Linked DNA regions of Homo sapiens: region 2 is linked to region 1. The links are chromatin loops, found by intact Hi-C in ENCODE. Cell type or tissue: CD14-positive monocyte. All regions are shown on one strand.

The links. Hi-C counts contacts between places; a loop is a spot of excess contacts. Peaks named below come from ENCODE experiments on the same cell type or tissue, not always from the same donor. Only the 100,000 strongest peaks of a DNase experiment are listed, where the experiment ranks them.
Region 2: it touches region 1 in a loop (7-fold over the local background); 13 of 110 quality-filtered maps call a loop at or near these places.

The regions. Positions count from the first base shown.
Region 1 is chr12:68,859,830-68,867,829 of GRCh38, reverse strand. It overlaps CPM (carboxypeptidase M), which reads left to right. Exons shown (of 9, transcript NM_198320.5): 7 at 782-934. Among named protein-coding and RNA genes, the nearest start is that of MDM2, 56 kb to the right of the region's middle. In CD14-positive monocyte, CTCF peaks have their summits at 3,561 and 3,760 (motif pointing left); a DNase peak (open chromatin) is centred at 3,759; H3K27ac peaks cover 700 bases.
Region 2 is chr12:69,249,633-69,257,632 of GRCh38, reverse strand. It overlaps CPSF6 (cleavage and polyadenylation specific factor 6), which reads right to left. Exons shown (of 10, transcript NM_007007.3): 2 at 6,295-6,504; 3 at 4,479-4,582; 4 at 791-936. Among named protein-coding and RNA genes, the nearest start is that of CPSF6, 14 kb to the right of the region's middle. RefSeq lists an enhancer at 3,533-3,582 and a silencer at 4,658-4,858. In CD14-positive monocyte, CTCF peaks have their summits at 3,251 and 3,451 (motif pointing right); a DNase peak (open chromatin) is centred at 3,482; H3K27ac peaks cover 3,555 bases.

The DNA of each region.
Region 1 (8,000 bases):
AAAGTAAGGGACCAGAGGAGAGAACTGGAAAGTCAGCATGAGCAGTGGCAGCCTGGGCTCCACAGGGGGCCGGGCCGTTCACCTCTGAGAGGCAGTGCAGCACTCTTTCTTTGATCCCCAGGAGCACTCTGGCATATTGGGGAAGCCCACAGGTGCTGGCGGAAGGTGGCCTGCACTCCAGTGTCTGTCATTTACTGGCCAAAACCCCTGAGCACTTTTCTTTAACATCTGTGATCATGTTTCCTCATCTGTAAAGTAGGGGCAATTGCTGTGAGGATTAAATGAGCTGATACAAAGCACTTCATATGGTACCTGGCAATAGTGAATGTTGGCCCATGATTCCCCCAAATTAGCATGCTTAGCTTTGCTTAGTAAGTGTATTTATAAATGATTTGTAGAAATATTTTAAAGGAATCTTATTCTAGCTTATATCCATGTAAAATGTAATTTAAGAAAGAAATGAAATTCAAAGAATCATTTTTGTAATGTAGGATTTCAAAAAATAAAAACAAAAAAGGACCCTTCCTTCACCCGTCACTTAATTTTGATGCACAGTTGAACTTCAGTCAGCTCTGATCCAGTTACCCATATGGGAATATTTAGGATTGTCTAGTCACGCCTGGGTAATAGAATGTCAAGCCCTGATTTTACAAGCTAATATGTCAAATTCATTTTTTCCTGTTTACATGTAGCTGTCTGATTCATTTGTCCCCGAGGCACGTGATACTTGGCTCCACTCCAATTTTAGACCCTAACAAAAATTAAATATGCTTGTGTTTAGGTGGAATGCAAGATTACAACTACATCTGGGCCCAGTGTTTTGAAATTACGTTGGAGCTGTCATGCTGTAAATATCCTCGTGAGGAGAAGCTTCCATCCTTTTGGAATAATAACAAAGCCTCATTAATTGAATATATAAAGCAGGTGCACCTAGGTTTGTAAAATTTTCTTATTAATTCCCTATTAATACAAAATAGAGCATCTGGCAAGACCTCTGGGTTGACTAAACGCAAGCCTTTATTTATGCTTTGTAGTTATAGCCTCATTTCAGTGCCAGATCTGATGGTTAAGAATTCTCTCTGCATGAGTATCTGCAGTGTGTGAGAAATGCAGTGCCCACTCATTCATAGAAAAGGAAGCATGATGCATGTTCCTTTAATATGAGGGTATAAAAATCCAGAGTACCAGGTGGTCGTGGTGGCTCATGCCTGTAATCCCAGCACTTTGGGAGGCCGAGGCAGGTGTATCACCTGAGGTCAGGAGTTCGAGACCAGCCTGGCCAACAAGGCGAAACCTCATCTCTACTGAAAATACAAAAATTAGCCAGGCGTGGTGGCACACGCCTGTAGTCCCAGTTACTTGGGAGGCTGAGGCAGGAGAATCACTTGAACCCGGGAGGCAGAAGTTGCTCCCTCCGCCAAGGAGCCAAGATGGTGCCAATGTACTCCAGACTGGGTGACAGAGTAAGACTCCATCTCAAAAACAAACAAACAAACAAACAAACATCCAGAGTCCCCCTAATTTTACATGTTGAATGATCTAGAAATCTGGCAAAATATCAGGAAAATAGGCTGCTACTCTGTTACATCATCTCCCATTTAGAAAAATACTATGTTTGCTTGTCACTCACCACGCAGTACCAAGGACCCTGAGAACACTGGACATACCACTTTGCATTTTTTCCAGAATTGGGGTGGTGAGCTAGCACCATTACCTTCAACCCCTCTCACCTCCGAACTCTGCCAGATGTCCTGGTGCTAGAAATCTTGCCAGCCTGTTTGCTGAAGGCTGGCTGGCCCTTATCACAGATAGACAGACTAAATGTGGCAGAGAGTGATAGCTTTCAAACGTGCAGTGGACTCACCGGGAGCGCTTGCTAAAACAGATTGCCAGGCCCCAACCCGGAGTTTCTGTTTGGACCACCTTACCACGTGATGCTGATGCTGCTGGTCCAGCGGCTATACTTAGAAAGCCATTGCACTAGAGAAACACACTGCTAGAGATGATGATGGAATCTTGTACAGTTCAAGTTTATTAACCAGGTGGTGTCTCTTTGGGCAAGGTGTGGAAGGCTCTTCTATATTTACAGAGGTGAAGTTATCTTTCTCCATTCAGAATGGCTTGGGGAGAGAAACATATCAGGAATTGGCATAATAGCTATGATACCACATGGAGAGAGAGAGAGAGAGAGTGTGAGTGTGTGTGTGTGTGGGTGTGTGTGGGTGTTGAAAAGGTTTGCTGCATGGGCCTACTGCATAACTGCATAATTCCCGGAATTTTCTGCATGATTCACAGCAAAGCTTTCCTCCTGCTACAAAGAAGATGGAGAAGGATGAGGGAAGGTAGCACAGGGCCAGAGGGCTGAGTGCAAGGATGATTAGGACCCTTCCTCGGCACACATCCCTAAAAGGGATGCCCCTGCCCTCTTTCATACCTGTATCCCCAGCCTCCATGCCCTGACCTGAAGAGAAGTACACAAAGATTACTGGTAAACTCACAGGGCTATGTCTAACTGGCTGAGTCGTTCATGGACTAGGTTGACTCCCTGTGATAGGGGATGTTATGAAATATCGTTCTTTCTCACCAGCATCTTAATAAAGATTATAAACTTATTATTGGGACTTTCACCTTCTTCATTATGTCATCAAACGTTGTCTTGGGTTCTCTCTTGCTTAGTATTCTGGTAATTCTTTCTCCACTAGATTTTCCTCATGAGGCATGTCATGTATTAGTCTAACATTTCTATTATATTTCTACCTCTATTGATCCTTTAGTTTGTTAATCTATTACTATTATTATCATTATCATCATTTTAGAGACAGGGTCTCACTCTGTCACCCAGGCTGGAGTACAGTGGCACAGTCATTGCCCACTGTACCTTGAACTCCTGGGCTCAAGTGATCCTTCTGCCTCAGTGTCCCAAGTAAGTAGGACTACAGGTGCACAGCACCACATCCAGCTAATTTTTTAAACAATTTTATATAGAGACAGAATCTTGCTATGTTGTCCAGGTGAGTCCCAAACTCCTGGGCTCAAGCGATCCTTCTGCCTCAGCCTCCCAAAGTGCTGGGATCCCAGGTGTGAGCCACCGTGACTGGCTCTGCCTATCCTTTTCTGAAATTCATTCTTCACCAGTATCAACATGGGTATGGGCGTGCAAGTGAACATCAAATATGCTCTGTGTAACTGCACTACTATTTTCAGAACCTCAATCTAGCTGTAAAGATTATTTACCAAGCACTGAATTAAGGTGGGCTTTGAAGTATCATGTTGATGTAATATTGCCAGGGAAAGGGCAATATAAATTGCAGTATACCTATTATTATTTTTAATAATTTGGAAGGCTTACCAGTCCATTTGCACTAGGTTTTGTTTTTTTGTTTTTGAGACGGAGTCTCGCTCTGTCATCTAGGCTGGAGTGCAATGGTGTGATGATCTCGGCTCACTGTAACCTCCGCCTCCCAGGTTCATGTGATTCTCCCACTCAGCCTCCCAATTTGCTGGAATTACAGACACCCACCATCATGCCCGGCTAATTTTGTATTTTTGTAGAGACAGGGTTTCACCATATTGCCCAGGCTGGTCTTGAACTCCTGACCTCAGGTGATCCGCCGGCCTCGGCCTCCCAGAGTGCTGGGATTACAGGCATGAGCCACCATGCCCAGCCCATTTGCATTAGGTTTTATAAAGAATGTGTATCTGCCTGTCTCTATAATCAGATGCAAACAACTCACTCAAAAAATACATATATTGGCACATCAACCCTGCCCCCTTGTGGTTTAAGACAGATGCATAACATGGTTTAATAATGAAACCATATTTCAAAATACCAATACAGTGTGGTTATTACTACTTAATAGAAAGGTTCTCTCCCTACTAGTGCCCAATAAGAAACTAATGAATATTTTGTTTGTGAAGAATGGCAGCAAACACCCCTTTATTGGTATTGCTCTGGTTTAAAGACATTATTGATATTCGTCAAACTGCATTGCATTTACTGGTTCCATTTTACCAATTGCTAGGATGCTTCTGAGTTTCTGAGGTTTTGACCCATCTGGAAGTCTCTGAGCCACCTTGTCTGGGAAGGAAAGGCCTTCTGCTTTAGTGGAAGGGCCTTGCCAAGAGGGTAGAGGCTTAGGTAGAGCCCAAGCTGTTTTGTCATCTGGCGATGTTTGCAATCTTGAGCAAGCACTTGTCTGAATCTCAGTGTAGTCAACAGAAAGTTGAGAGTAATAGCATCAGCCTTGCCTCCCACCAGCCTGTTCTAAGGCTTCAGTGGTGTTATTCCTTCAATTAGAACTCACTGCAGACCTCAACTGAAACTCGGGCCCCTTGGTGCTGTGTTGTCCTGCTTAGAGGATGATTTACTAGGTTCAAGTTGAGATGAGGGTGTCGGCAGACATTAAAACCAAAGTAGCAAAGGAGGGCAAGTCTGAATTCTAGAGGCTTAAAATGTCTTGCTTGTCCCGGTCTCTGAGGAGAAGCAAAGATGAGCCAGACACGGTGTTACCTGCCTGCTGCGGCCCTGTCTTTCCCCTGGACTCCTCAAAGCAGATCTGAACCTAGAGAGCAAGGGAATGGCTCACAGCATCCAGAAACCTAAGCAACCTGGGCATAAAAGAATCTGGTATGTGCTGAGTTCCAGAAGCCTGTGAGCCACAGATGTGGATCTGTTATCACATCCAAAATAGGAGGCAACTGTGACCATGCGGTGGGGACATGGGCACAAACAAGCAGTCTCCTAAGTACTGTCCCAGCTCCGACTCTAAATTGTGGCCAACAGATGCAGAATTCTAGTGCTTGCCCAGCCAAGACTTTTCATTCATGAAGCTCTAATCCATTTCCAAGGGAAAAAGAGCTTTACATTTCTCCCATGTATCTCCCCATCTGGCCACAGAATTTATATCTCAGATTTTATGTCTTCTCATTTGTATTGTATCTGAGCATTTTTCAAATTTTCCTTTTTTTTTTTTTAATATAGTGTTGGCTCTCTCTGCGTCTCTTAGGGTCTACCAGTCTTTTTTTCAATGTTTCAACTTCAGCATATAGAAATAAATCACATTTTCTGGTAAAACAATTACTTCCCTCTTAAGTAAAAGGTTTGGTGGTATGTAGACAAAATATTGTAAAGACATATACAAGCTAAAGCACGCTTTTATTTGGCTGGTGGGAGGGGTTTTCCTTTGAATATAAATTCCATACATAAGCATGGTCTGTGTTTGCCCAGTAACAGTGATATTCGCATACCCCAGGCTTCCATAGCTGGAAGAACCATCTTTAGGTTTAGGTAAGAGTCATATGAAAGTGAGTCTTTGGGCCTGTAATCCCAGCACTTTGGGAGGCCAAGGTGGGCGGATCACTTGAGATCAGGAGTTCGAGACCAGCCTGGCCAACGTGGTGAAACCCATCTCTACTAAAAATACAAAAATTAGCCAGGTGTGGTGGTGGGCACCTGTAATCCCAGCTACTTGGGGTGCTGAGGCAGGAGAATCGCTTGAACCCGGGAGATGAAAGTTGCAGTGAGCCGAACTGGTGCCACTGCACTCCAGCCTGGGCAACAGAGGGAGACTTCAATTTAAAAAAAAAGAAAGTGAATCTTTGGGTTATTAGGGGATGACGAATGAGGGTCAAACTGGAATATGAAGATTTTCAGACATTTCTTCAAATGCAAATTGTTCTTCCTTTTTCTATCTTTGAGGGTAGGCAGACCGCAGGTTGACTGGAGCCTTGATTCAGCTGCAGCACACACTGATACGTAGGTGTTGTTCAAGTCCCTGAGGCCATCCAAAATCACTGTCATGTGACTGTCAAAAAAGTCAAATCTGTTCTATTAAAGTGTAACTGCTTCTAGCCAAGAAGAAATTTGCTGCCTTTTTTTAAAGGGTACCATGACTTTTTTTTTTTTTTTTTTTTTTTTTTGGTGTCTTCTGCCAACTACTCATTACTAGTACCCTGAATTCTATTTCATCATTATCTCCAATGTTAAAGAATGGTGTAATGTTAGCCGGGCGCGATGGCTCACGCCTGTAATCCCAGCACTTTGGGAGGCTGAGGCGGGCGGATCATTTGAGGTCAGGAGTTCAAGACCAGCCTGACCAACATGGAGAAACCCTGTCTCTACTAAAAATACAAAATAAGATGGGCGTGATGGTGCGTGCCTGTAATCCCAGCTACTTAGGAGGCTGAGGCAGGAGATTGCTTGAACCCGGGAGGCAGAGGTTGCAGTGAGCTGAGATCGCGCCATTGCAGCCTGGGCAACAACAGCAAAATTCCATCTCAAAAAAAAAAACAAAAAATTGTGTAATGTCAGTTTCAATGATAGCTCTGCTTCATTTTTTATGCACTTGATTTTCTTCGATTTGGTTGGTTTTGGGGAAGTCAACAAAAAATACAAAAGATGCCAACAGACACAACACCATCCAGCACAAGTTACCTTGCTGAAACGCATGGATTTTCTAAGTGGCATGAAGACTGTAAACTAGCTCAGAGCCCTGGAAAAGGAAATAATATGCATAGCTTCTTCCCTCACATATTCCTGCTTTGTGGAACAAAGTTGAATTAAGACTCCAGAAATTCATCTAATATATTCTCCCCCCGCCACACCACATAGTTTTTCTTAATCCAAATAAGAGGAAAGGAAAGAAAGCCAGGCCTGGTGGCTCACACCTATAATCCCTGCACTCCAGCACTTTGGGAGGCCAAGGTAGATCATGTGAGCTCAGGAGTTCAAGACTAGCCTGTGCAACATGGCGAAACCCCACCTCTACAAAAAAATACAAAAATTAGCCAGGTGTGGTGGTGTGTGCCTGTAGTCCCACCTACTTGGGAGGCTGAGGTGGGAGGACTGCTTGAGCATGGGAAGTCAAGGCTGCAGTAAGCCCTGATCACACCACTGCACTCCAGCCTGGGTGACAGAGCAAGACCCTGTCTAAAAAAAAAAAAAGAAGAAGAAAGGAAAGCAAGAATTAATGTTTGTTGATCCTCCTGTTCTGTGTTACTTACATTTAATCTTCACAACCATCCTGGGTGGTGGTATATTATCCCCATTTCATAGGTGATAAAATTGAGGCTTGGGAATGTTCAGTGACTTGAGAACTAGAATTCAAATCAAAACCTGACTAGGTTCTTTCTGTCACACCAAGCTATGATGATGGGTACACGCTATATTTATCACATATCAAAGGACCTCCTAAGGGGGGCACAGTGTAAATAGCTCTTCAAAATAATGCCATTGAAGCTGAGTGTGGTGCCTCACACCTGTAATCCCAGCACTTTGGGAAGCTTAGGCAGGTGGATTGCTTGAGCCCAGGAGTTCAAGACAAGCCTGGGCAACATGGTGAAACCCCATCTCTACAAAAAGTTAATTAATTAATTAAATAAAACAAAATAATGCCACTGAAACCCAAGGAATAAATGCGTAATCAGGTTACCAAATTATTACCAATTTATGATTGGGTACTACCTAAACATCAAAAGGATATGTATCAAGCAGTAGGAATAAATATAAATGGAACTGTGTTTAAAAAAGAGAGGGCAAAGAGGAACACACGAAGTGAAAATAGAAGTTTACACAGTTGTATAGAGAAAGGGAGAAGGAAATGTGGCATTTTCCTCCTCAGGAGACAAAAAATGAAGAGTCAGGAACTAAATAGGACAGAAAGTATAATAAAAGGCAACCTAGGTCAGATAGAAGTTTGTTGAAGTTCAAGATAAACATTGTTTTGCTAAATGCCAAAATTTTTATTTTTCACTTTAACCGTTTCTGGGGGAAACTGTTACGTGTGCCTCGTATTTTTCTGCCCTAATAAATAATTATTGAGCATAACTGTTTGGGGAGAGTTCAAGATCATCTTACTATTGTAGCTCTTCATTCTCATTTATGTTATTGGGGACTTAGGCAGCTTCACCTTAAGGTAATATGATTTGACGCTGGAGTAAACAAACTAGATGTGACACGTAGGATCTAAAATAAGAAAGGTCTTAAAATATAAATGGCTTTT
Region 2 (8,000 bases), 390 kb before region 1:
TTGCAAATGCCTTGTGCCTATGCAAACTACATAAGAAAGTATGGTTTAGGAAAACATTCACATCTATTTGGGTACTTTTAAAGACTCAAAATATCCAGGTTTAAATATATTTTCCATAGGTAATCGTGAGTTACTTTCAAAATACCAGCACTCTGCAGCAGCCAAGACCGAAATTCTTCAACAGATATCTTAATTTCAGTATTACATCATTTAAATTTTGTAACACACTTCTTCAGTTAAGTCTTAAGTGCTAAAACATTAAAAGAAAAGGAACCACTTGAATTTCTGTTAATTACATAATCATCCATCTCATCTCTTTAAAGATAATGTACTTAAATGTATAATGACAAATCTTTTCTATATTCAGTTTACCAAGTGGTGAAAGGTCTTGTTGCCAAGCAGAAAAATCAATGAACATTTTCTGGTTATCAGTGATCTCTCCCCCACCATAATACACATCCACATAGCTCTCCTTTAATCTAAGAATTAGAATGTAGTTTCTTTCTGTATCTAAGATGGAAATAATAGGACAAGAATGGCAGGGCTATAGAACTTGCACATTGTTGTATAGTATTGGGTCTGTTACATCTGGAGAAAAATGGAACAGGAGTAGGTTTCTCGTACACAGGCCCACAGTCATAACCAGTGATTAAATCTAATTCAAAGCATGGACTTTGTGAAATGGAGTTCCTAGTGAGCTAGTATTAAGATGACTTCTCTAGTATAACACCTAACAAATGCACTGGTTAAAATGTACATATTTTAATAAAAGCCTCTGAGGACTGCTTACTTTTCCTGGACTGCATTTCAAATTGACTCAGGAACTGTTTATTGCATGGAGTTACAACAGGATTCTGACCATGAAGTTCTCTTTTAGGTAACAGATCCATTAACTTTTTTGAAGATGCTTCAGATCCAACACCAACAAGGGCAAACCTAAAAAGTGTTTAAGGGGTGAGGATACAAAGTAAAAAGAGATCAATATTATTACTGTTATTCTTCTGTAAAAAGGTCTTAATCTGCTTTTATCTAAAACAACAGCTGGGCACAGTGGCTCATGCCTGTAATCCCAGCTGCTTAGAAGGTTGAGGCACGAGGATTGCTTGAGCCCAGGAGTTTGAGGCTACAGTAACCTATAATCACACTACTGCACTCCAGCCTGGGCAACACAGTGAGATCCTGTCTCTAAAAATAAATAATTTTAAAAACTAAAAATATTTCTTAACTATACGAGTACACATTTTTGTTCATCTTGTATAACATACCATAGAATTCAGTCATTCAAAATATATAATTCAGTGGTTTTTAGTATTTCACAGTGTTATAACCACCACCATAATCAATTTTAAAACATTTTCATCACCCCAAAAAGAAACTCCATATCCATTAGCCATCGCTCCCATTCCTTCCCATCCCTGTACCCTATGGAACCACTAAACCTAATTTCTGTCTCTGGACTGGCCTATCCTAGACATTTCATCTAAATGGAATCATACAATAGGAGGTCCCTTGTGACCAGCCTTCTTTAACTAGCATGTTTTCAAGCTTCATCCACTGTTACAGCATGCATCACCACTTACTTTTATGGGTGAATAATTTTCCATTATAAATATACAACATTAAAAGAAATGTATCCATCAGTTCATGGACATTTGGGTTGCTTCCACTTTTTGCTACAATAAAAAGATGTACAATATCATTAACTATTGGGGAAGTGCAAATCAAAACCACAAGATACCACCCCATACCCACTAGGGTGGCTATAATCAAAAAGACAAGTATTAAAGATGTGGAGAGGCCGGGTGCAGTGGCTCACGCCTATAATCTCAGCACTTTGGGAGGCCAAGGCAGGAGGATCATGAGGTCAGGAGTTCAAGACCAGCCTGACCAACATGGTGAAACCCCGTCTCTACTAAAAATTCAAAAATTAGCCAGGCATGGTGGCGTGTGCCTGTAGTCCCACGCTGGGAGGCTGAGACAGGAGAATCGCTTGAACCTGGGAGGCAGAAGTTGCAATGAGCCAAGATTGCGCCACTGCACTCCAGCCTGGGTGACAGAGTGAGACTCTGTCTCAATAAATAAATAAATAAATAAATATGTGGAGAAACTGGAACCATTGCACATTGCTGATGAGCACGTATTAATAAAATGGCACAATGCCTCTGGCAAATAATCTGGTAATTCCTCAAACATTTAAACATAGAGTTACTATATTAACCCAGTAATTCCATTCCTAGGTACACATCCAACAGAACTGAAAATACATGTTCACACAAAATGGGTACACAAATATTCACAGGGGCATTTTCCTTAATAGCCAAAAGTGGAAATAACCTAGACGTCCATCGACTGATAGATTAAAAGAAAAAAGTGCTATATCCATGTAGTGGAATATTACTCAGCCATAAAAAGAAATGCTGATGCATGCTTCAACATGGATGAACCTTAAAATCATTATGCTAAGGAAAAAAGCCAGTCACATAGGACTACGTATTTTATGATTCCATTTAGATGAAATGTCCAGAACAGGCATATCCAGAGCACGTTAGCAGTTGCCAGCAGATAGGAAGAGAGGAAATGGGAGTGACTGCTAACCAGGTACAAGGTTCCTTCTTGGAGTGATGAAATGTTCTGGAATGAGACAGTGGTAATGGTTGCTAAACTTCATAAATATAATAAATTATCATTGAATTGTACATTTAAAAGCCTGCATTTTATGGCATATGAATTATACCTCAAAAAGAAAAACAAATTTAAAATAATCAGAATGATTACCAATTCGTATAGTTACAGGATATTCTAAATTATTTGAGGGAGGGAGGGTCTTAGTAGCTTAAGAAGCTTAAGCTCTTTTCCCCCTAATGTTCAATATGATCTTTTAAATTATCCTTCTTATTTTAGTCAACAAGTTCTGCTGTTTGCACCAGGATTATCTTGGGTCACAACATTTAGAAAAAACTAAATTAATTTAACAAATATTTATTAAGCACCACTTCTTATACGCAAGGTACCATTCTAGAGCTGGAGAAGTAATAGAGAACAAAACAAAATCTCTGTTCTCATTAAGCTTAAAGGCTTGGAAGAGGAGACAACAAACGAGTAAAATATATCAGAGCAGAAATAAAGGAAACAGGATAGGAAGGTGCTACTTTGCACAAGATGGTCATGGAAGAAAACTCTTAAACAGTTTGAGTCCTGAATGAAGTCAAAGAGTAAGCCATGTGGATATTTGAGGGGGAAAAGTAAACCAAGAAGAGAAAACAGCTAAAGGTCCTAGGTAGGAATTGGTCTGGCCAACAGCAAAGAGACTAATGTGGCTGAAAAAGAGTGGTAGGATAGGGTTAGAAAGGTGGTGGGAAAACAGACCAGAAAGTACCTTGTAGACAATGGTAAAGAATGAGACAGACAGGAAACCATGAGAAGATTGAGCAGAATGTCATTTTTTTTTTAGAACTTCTGTTATGTGGAGTACAGACTGTAGGGGGCAGTCTATACTTCCAGTTAGGAAGCTACTGCCAAAGTTTAAGTGAGAGATGATAGTGGCTTTGACCAAGTGGTATAAGTAAAGTTAGTGAGAAGTATTCAGACTCTGCATATATTTTGAAAATATTCTCAGTTTAGTATAAATTGGTATAATCTTCTAAGATAAGTAAGCAATATAAGAAATAAGAAAATTCTTTATCATTGTGCATCTAACAATTTATCCTTAAAAGAAAATCCAAAATCTGTACCAAAAGACTTATATAAAATGATGTCTGCTGCAACATTATTTACAATAGGCAAAAGTGGAAACCACCACGATAACCAAAAATAAGAAAGGTAAATTACAGTAGCATACCAGGTATGATGCAAAAGAATTAGACATTAGAGAGGATGTGTATTTATTTTTATTCCTTATATCAAACATATAAAACACATGAATTATAATTCCATTATTTATTTATTTATTTATTTTTAGGAAAAAGCCCAAAAGAATCTTCACTAAAATGTTAAAAGTAAACATCAATGAATGGTAGGACAGTGGTATTTTATTTTCTTACTTTTAGATATCTGTATTTATAATGTTCTCATGCTGAGGCTATCCCACTTGTATAGTTTAGTAGTGAAATAAAGCAAAATATCCATGTAACACATTATTCAGTTGCCCATCTTCTCCCATCTCTTAATCACAGGGAGAGTAATGGTTCTTAAACTGTCATTTCAACAACCATTTCAACCACAGATAGAGAAAACTTGGGAAAAATAGAAAATAAATCTGTCCACATTTCCACTCTACTGGTTTTAGTGTGTTAGGTAATAGGGTACGTAAAATGAAAAGTATCAATCTTTGCCCAAGAACCTCCTTCCAATGTAAACAATCATGTGTTGTTTGTATACATGTGTATACATGTGTAATTAACATTAACTTAAAGGAAAGTTAACTTGTAAAAACTGTATCACTAGCTACTAAATCAAAAAGAAAGAAAAAAAAAACTTACCCCTTTGACTGGCCATTTGCCCGATTTTCAAAAAATTTTATCTCCAAAATATCATTTACTCCCAAAGAATGAACTGCTTCAGTTAAGTCTTCATCTGTTGTCCACTGCAAGATATTTTCCCCCTCATTAACCATTAAAATAAAACCAAGATTTTTATTATCCCAGTCTAGTTTTTAAGGGGAAATTTGAGACATAAAAGAGAAAATAAATGCTGAGTGCAAATCTAAGTCTAGTTATGGCCAGTCAGACTCCAATTTTTAAACAGCACAAAAACCATCTGGGAACCTAACTTCATTCCCTGATAAGTATTTCAGAAACTAGAAGGTATATACCCTTGGGGTTACAATAAGATTTGACTCTCAAGAGTTTCTGGTCCCTTACAGCTTTAAACTGCTATGATTTTAAATTGTGAATAAAACCAATTTCACTTCCTCCCATTAAAGGAAAGTATTTTGAATTTCATCTTGTTTTTGAATTAAAATGCAGATAAGAAAAAACTAACATGTATTTAATATCTACCATATACTTTATGTATCAACTAACTCTTATAACAACCATATAAGCACTATTATTATACCCATTTTACACATGATACAATAGAAGTTAAAGAGCTTTAACTCTTTAACAAGGTCACAAAACTAATAATAGATGGTGGAGCTAAGATCCAAATACTTACTTAGCAACCATACTTTCATAACTACACTGCTACTGTCTCCAATTTTATAGAATACTCAGACTGGGTGGTGGGAGATCTGTTACATTTAGTTTTAAAAGAAATGTAAATAGGCTGGGCACCATAATCCTAGCACTTTGAGAGCTTGGTTAGGAGGATCACTTGAGGCCAGGAATTTGAGGCCAGCCTGAAGCAATATAGCAAGAAGTCAGCTCTACAAAAGTGTTTGTTTTGTTTTTAATTAGCCAGGCAGAGTGACACATGCCTGTGGTCCTAGCTACTTGGAGGCTGACACAGGAGAATCACTTCAGCCCAGGAGTTTGAGGCTTCAGTGAGCTATGATTACACCACTGCACTCCAGCCTGGGTGACAGAGTTTTGCAAATTCTGTCTCCCCCTGAAAAAAAGAAATGTAAATAAAACGTTTAAAAATACAGTGTTATTAAGGAAATGCAAGGGTGCCAAGTTTTATTGATTTTTGCATATACAAGTTTTTAACTTTCAAGTATACATATAACTAAGTAGAAATACAAACATTCTATAGGACTATTTTAATGATACTTAAGATGTAATATTAATAAAAAATAAATATACATATGTGCATTTAATGAAGCTCTAAATCAATAATCTTAGTCTCATGACAACCCAAATTAAAATATAATACGCACAGAAGTGCTTCTATAAATCAGATTTCAAATTTAAGGGCAGAAATAAAACTCAAATTTGTAACACAAATTAAATAATGGACACTATTTTTAAACCAGGAGTGATACTATGTCTCTTTCCTTTTACACTTGAATCCTGGTTTGAGACCCCATGTGAGCATTATTTTTAGTGAAACTGGGCTATCGGAAGCAAGGTAAAGTGGTAGCATAAAAAAGGTAACTGAAGACAAAACTAATTTAACTATATTTAACTAGTATCTCCACCAAGAAAAGTTGAATGACCACAAAACTCAAAACTAGAAGAATTCGAATTAACGATGTTGCAAAGATATTTGTATTTCCCTCCTCATTGGACAAGCAAACACATATAGAAAAACACAGTAACTTCAAACTTATAAAAATCTGGAGAAAAACATTAATTACTAGAGCAGTTCAAAATCAATTACCAATAATTTAATTCTTATATTAACTTCACTTACCCATGTTAGATTTCCAATATATAATGCAATTCTCTTTCCAGTATATGTATAGACAACATTTGGTGCTGCTCCTTTACCCACATCATCACCAACAGTTGGTGGGAGAGTATCCATGTAATCTCGGTCTTCTGGGGCATCTCCATTATTTGCAGATGGAGATATGACATCGTCATACAAATCTATCTGATCATGCCCACCATATTCAGCTTCCTGAGATACAGAAATAATGCTCTAGATTATACAAAAGTCAAAATACTACTAAAATAGACTTGAATACAAATTCAACTTTTTGTTTTAAAAATCTGATGGAAAAAGGCCAAGGATTTCAGTACAAATCTTTTTCCACTTTATGCAATAGATGTATTCTTGAACAGGTCTAAAAAGTGAATTTCTTGCCGGGAGTGGTGGCTCACACCTGTAATCCCAGCACTTGGGAGGCCGAGGCAGGTGGATCACTTGAGGTCAGGAGTTCGAGACCAGCCTAGCCAACATGATGAAGCCCTGTCTCTACTAAACATACAAAAATTAGCCAGGCATGGTGGCACACGCCTGTAATCCCAGTTACTCAGGAGGCTGAGGCAGGAGAATCGCTTGAACCTGGGAGGCGGAGGTTGTAGTGAGCCAAGATCGTGCCATTGCACTCCAGCCTGGGCGACAGAGCAAGACTTCATCTCAAAAAAAAACAAAAAAACAAAAAAAGGGGGTTTCCTTTATTTCTTTTCTTTTTTTTCTTTTTTTTTTTTTTTTTGTAGAGACCAGGTCTCGCTACATTGCCCACGCTAGTTTCGAACTCCTGAGTTCAAGCAATCCTCCTGCCTCGGCCTCCCAAATATAGGCTTGAGCCACTGCACCCAGCCTAAAGTTAATTTCTATATAACGAAACCTACTTTTCCACTGATATTTATTATAATATAAAAAATAAGTTCTTTTGGAAAAAGACATGGAAACAAAATAAGTAACATGAAACTTTCCTTGGAAATACTCTTAACTAGAAGTAATAACACACAAATGCAAATAGACAAGTTTTTTTTAAACTGACAGTAGAAAAATCACCCCAAAATCCAAAGCCATTATATCTTTAATATGACCACAGAAAAATAGTTATTATTTTCTATAGTATTCAGATCTTGTTTTCCAACCTTGAGGAAGCTACCAGTATTAAAAAAAAGCATAGTGAGCTGAGCCATAAAAGAAAGAAGAAATATGGGTATGTAAATAATTCAAAATGTCGTAATAAATGAACAAGGTAAAGAGAAATAAACGAAATACATGTAGAACAATCCAAATTAATTATCTTGCAAGTTGTATTATTCTCAGTGAACAAAGAGCTAATGCTTACCTGAATTCTTAGTTATCTAGTCAAGCAAATTAGCAAGAGAAAAGCAACAGACAACAAAAAGAGTATAGTAAAGCTTTGGCACTGTCACCAGCAGAATTAAAGCAATGCTACTGGGTGTCACTTACATGCCTAAATGATAATCAGGGAAAAGGAAAACTAAAATGAAACAGAAACAGGAGCAGGAAAAAAATAGAAGAGGGTTCAATTTGTAACTAAGTACATGAAAAATGAAATGTAGGTAAAAGCAGAACACTCAACACTATTTAATTGCCTTTGATAACCATTAAATAGACCATAAGCTTGACTAAGCCTGTAGCACAGGAAAATCTCCATTTTTATCTTCTACTCTCCCTTTCCACAACTAAGT